2 separate regions of the Homo sapiens genome follow, and region 2 is linked to region 1. A link is an interaction called in ENCODE POLR2A ChIA-PET data of the cell type or tissue named here. Cell type or tissue: CD4-positive, alpha-beta T cell. All regions are shown on one strand.

Region 1 (2,500 bases):
TAAAGAAAACGATTCCAAGGTTAAAACACAGTTAAACCAACCAATAAACAAAAAACATGATAGAGCATGATTAAGAGATCAACTTATTTCACAAGTATTTGCAATTGCTTTAGAACCAACAACATTGATATGTGAATTTAATATTGTTATTTACTGCATTTCACTAACCTATGATGATATTAATTGTAAGGTTCATTTCAATCCCAAAGATGTTAACTCTGAAAAGAATAATCTTCTGAAAAAATGTTCTTTAATCAGAAAGCACATTTGTCATCCTAGTTCTTATTATCATATATGTTTGATGTTTGAAGATAATAGAATTGTACAATAGAATTGTACTTCTTGGAGACTATTATATTGCTTATGCCATTGCTGTGAAGTTATGAGAGAGGGACACACATGTTGCAAAGCATATGTCTCGTGTGTGACAAATTTGATGTTTTATCACAGGGTGTCCCGCCCAATCTGTGGCTCACACTATGTCCCCAGTACTGTTTGGCTGCATTTCCAGAAGCCAGCAACAGGACTAGAATCCATGTTTCCAATGGACCCTTTAATTCTTGAGAAGCTGTGGAGGAGATAGAGTGACACTTTATCTCTTTGGTCTCTTCTTAGCTTGTAGCGGCTAATGCCTTATGACGGAAGAGTGAGCCTGGACACTTACTGCCTAGTTCCAGGTCAGTATTTGGCTGGAAAGAGAAGTTACTATGGATCAGAGGCTGTGGTTCTCCTAATTGCTCTTAGTAATGGCCATCACCACTTCATCCATGCAGGCTTGGGTACTTCCTGTCTACTTGGTGGATAACATTTGATTCCTAAAGATGGAGTGAGAATGACATAAAGTTATTTGCCAAGGAAGAGCAAATGTTTACACTTACTTGACACCTGAAACCCTTAGAATGCTAACTGAAGCAGACTTTCCTTAGCTAACTGTAGGTAAATATTATACTACCCACCAACACTATTGTATGAAAGATTACTGCAGGTAACAAGAAAAATGAGACAAGGAAGACTGTCTTTGTGCTAATCCATGGTTAGAACCTTCCTTTAGGAAGGAATCTTCTTAGAAGAGAAGGAAGCACATAGTAGATGTTTTGGATATCTAGATATCTTACTACTTTTCAATTTCTCATAAAAATAAACATTTTGGGTGACAGCACCTGATGTATCAGATTATGTATTTGTTTAGATCAAACAGCTTTGTCATTGAAGTGAACTAAGATCTGTTCCAGAGCTTCCAAAGAGAAAGAATTGGAAACCTATGCTGTTTTTCATTTCTGAAATGGTTAAAGCATTGCCCTGGACTATAAAACTGGGACTGTGGCTTGGAAACAATCTTTGATATTATCTGAAAATCTTCAAAACAAAATGCAAGTATGGCCGTATTTTTTTTTCTAGCTGATCTGCCATATGTGTATTTTGGCTGTCTGTCTGATTGTGCTCAGATGTGGGTAGTGGTAGGGAGGAAAAAATAATGTTTCTTAACTCTGAGGATAAAAAGACTTCAAACTGTGTGCCTCTCACATCCTTTGGTAATCTGCCCCACATTCTGCACCGTGATGTGGGATATAGATACTGCTAATTTGGTGTTTATTTCTTCGGAGTGGGGGTTGGGGAGTAAAATGGGGAGAACAAGCATTAAAGAGGAAGGTGTTGCGGATAGGTGGCAGTTTCTGAGCTCAATGAAGAGGAGTCAGGTGCTAACTCTCAAAGCAGAACTCAAGGAGCTTTAATCACTATTATTACTTAAGTAATAATAGACACTATAAGGTGCCTGCTGTTAGAAGTAACTGATATGGGGTGATCCCAGATCATCACCTTCCTGGTCATTATTAAAATATCAATCTTCACTGTCATTTCTTTTTTCTACTCAGAGCAATGAAACTGAGAGATACTATGTAGGCAGCAATGATCTAAGCAGGAATTCTCAAACCTTCATCTCAAAGTCATTTGAAGTAAGTTAAGAAGGAGGACATGTTTTGAGGACATTGAAGTCTCATGTTTTACCTTAAAATGTGTGTGTGTGTATATATATATATATATATATATATATATATATATATATATAGTGCTTGATGGCATATATAGGTTTCTTAAAAATAAAAAGAATAAGATGGCTGGGCGCAGTGGCTCACTCCTATAATCCCAGCACTTTGGGAGGCCAAGGCGGGTGGATCACCTGAGGTCAGGAGTTCGAGACCAGCCTGACCAATATGGTGAAACCCCATCTCTACTAAAAATACAAAAATTAGCCCAGCAAGGTGGCATGTGCCTGTAGTCCCAGCTACTTGGGAGGCTAAGACAGGAGAATTGCTTGAACCCAGGAGGCGGAGGTTAGAGTGAGCTGAGATCTCGCCACTGCACTCCAACCTGGGTGACAGAGCAAGATTCCGTCTCAAAACAAACAAACAAACAAAAAAAAACGCCAAGGTTTTCCAATTTCTCTCTCTCTCTCTCTTTTTTTTTTTTTTTTGAGTTGGAGTCTCACTCTGTTGCCCAG
Region 2 (2,500 bases), 170 kb after region 1:
AATTCTGTTTTGCCATAAAACTTCCTTTTCATGCCGAACATGCATGAGCTGCACGGCAATCCTGCGCTCCTGCTGGGACTGCCGCATCAGCCGGTTAATCAGCTGTTCCTCCCGATAAGCCTCCTGAAAACACCAGGGGAATTATTTGTTAAAGTGACGTCCAAATTTCCCGCTGAGCTACGAAGCCTATACAGAAACAATATACAAAAGGCATAATGTTCATCTAAATCAGTTTCTGTCATTTGACTTAATTTGAACATGGCAAAAAAAATCATGTTATGAAATGAGGATTTCCAACAAAAGTTGGTGTTTAGAAACATTATGGCTTTGCAACTCACAATTACTTTAAACAAATTATTACTTCATTCAAAACATTATTAGAAATAAATTAGGTGATTTTTTTTCAAGGTTTTAAAAACAAGCAAATAGCTAATGGATACTAGGCTTAATATCTGGGTGATGAAATAATCTGTACCACAAACTCCTGTAACACGAGTTTACCTATATAACAAACCTGCACATGTACCCCGAACTTAAAATAAAAGTTAAAAAAAAAATAAGTGCTATAACTCTAAACTTAAAAGCATGTTTTCAGAAGGTTGGGATTATGCTGTACGCATTTTAACATAACTACTAGTTATAAAACAAATCAGGCATTGTCAGCTGAAGACTGCAGATCTGATTAGTTCCCCGTGAGGATATCACAATACCAACGTGAGGAAAAGCTATTAATACAAACTGACAGAATGTGAAGCCTGGAGAAGAGGCTGGGGGAAATGACCTACTGCTTATCTTATCTGAGTGATCATAATCTGAAAGAAAAACTAGATAGATGTATTCTTGGCTGTTTGAGGAGAATAGAAAGGTGACCAGTAAATGAACAGTGGAAAAAAAACATTAAACTGGGAATCAGAGGACCTGGTCATCATAATAGGCTGGGTGGCCTTGGGCAATTAACTCAGTTTCTCGGGCCTATTTCTCATTAGGTAAAATTATGGGTTTAGGTGGAAGATAATATCCAAGTCCCCATCAAGCTCTCTCACTCTTTCGAAACAGAGACATCATGTGGAAAGAGGAGGTATCTATAGTACTCAATGGGGAAGACATAGAAAAATATCTAGAGACCAGAACTTACTCTGGTCTACAACCACTATTTAATTTTCCAAAGATGCCCAAGCAGCTCTATAGAGGAATAGGGCACTGCAGGAAAGACCTGACAGCTAAGTATTCAAGGGTCTTCTAGTTAAGAAGTGAGGGAAGGGCCTGGCGTTCAAATGCCAGTTCCAAAGAAATGGCATAGAAAAGATTCTTAGAAGGCAGAGGTAACTGACTTGGGGCAAACCTTAATTGGCCAAGACACTAGCCATATGACCACAAAACCAGGTGGGAGCCAAACTGTGTTCCCAGTTTGAATACACTTAAATGCCTATGAAGTACTTTAACAAGCCCAAAACTAAACTCACTAACTCCCCTTCAGACCTGGTCCTCTCCCCATATTTCCCCATCTCAGTTGATGATCCTACAATAATCCACTCTGTGATCTAAGACATTAGGGCCATCCTAAGTTCACTCCTCTCTCATCACTCCTAATACTCAATTGTTCAAGAAGTAGTCTAGTAAACCTCCTAGGTATGTTTTTAAACCACCCCCCCGATTCCATTCCATACCCAGTGACACCACCCCTATCTTGAACAACATCAGCCCCTCCCTACCAATCCTTTTCTTACCATCCCTACTCTCAAAACCTATCCCCTAAAAAGTCAAATTGATTTTTATAACTTTAAATCTCATCATTTAGTTCACATAATTCCACGTATTTATCAATCAGTAGGCAAGATATCAACTTGAGCACAGGTCTCTGGCTGTCTCTTCACCAGCCAAACTAAAACAGGAATACCTAAATTCCAGGGAGAAACTGGAACAACTTGAAAGCTAGGGAAGATATTTTGAGGCATTTCTGATGGATTAAGTGCAAATGGCACCAGAAGAAAACATTCAGGGCTGATGTGGGATTTATGTCATGCTTGTGAAAAGCAGCAAGTAATTGAAGGAAGTAGAATTCCTAGCCCTGACATATACCATTTTTCCTCTGGAGGAGAGGAGAATGGATGGAAAAACCAGCCATTGTACACATAAGAATTTCCCATTCCACCACTGTGGACCAGGATCTCTTGTGTCAGTTGCACAGGAGCCTGGGCTCACTACATTCCATAGGAAGGAGGTGGTAGGAATGGAGGGAATGCAGCATATGCTTCAGGCCTGGTTCTAGGAATAGCAGCTCACCCACACACAGAAAAGCAGCAGCACAAGATGAGGTTCCTGTGATGGAAATATATAGAGCCCTGGCTCTTTTTTAGGCCCCTTAGGTTGCTGGATTTCCAAACTGGTAAATATACCTCCAACTCTAGTTTTGAAAAGTCAGTGTTAATAGCATCCTAGTGGAAAGTGAGGAAATCTAGAAAGAATTCATTTATTCCATTTTCCAGGCAAACGCCAGACC

What was found. Peaks named below come from ENCODE experiments on the same cell type or tissue, not always from the same donor. Only the 100,000 strongest peaks of a DNase experiment are listed, where the experiment ranks them.
Region 2: POLR2A ChIA-PET joins it to region 1 with 6 read pairs; 4 of 35 experiments call an interaction of 5 or more read pairs at or near these places.

The regions. Positions count from the first base shown.
Region 1 is chr5:35,829,823-35,832,322 of GRCh38, reverse strand. No RefSeq gene overlaps it. Among named protein-coding and RNA genes, the nearest start is that of IL7R, 26 kb to the left of the region's middle. In CD4-positive, alpha-beta T cell, no CTCF peak of the experiment used is centred here; a DNase peak (open chromatin) is centred at 1,532; H3K4me3 peaks cover 667 bases; H3K27ac peaks cover 1,846 bases.
Region 2 is chr5:35,656,642-35,659,141 of GRCh38, reverse strand. It overlaps SPEF2 (sperm flagellar 2), which reads right to left. Exons shown (of 37, transcript NM_024867.4): 8 at 1-123. Among named protein-coding and RNA genes, the nearest start is that of SPEF2, 40 kb to the right of the region's middle. In CD4-positive, alpha-beta T cell, CTCF peaks have their summits at 687, 909 and 1,109; a DNase peak (open chromatin) is centred at 1,051.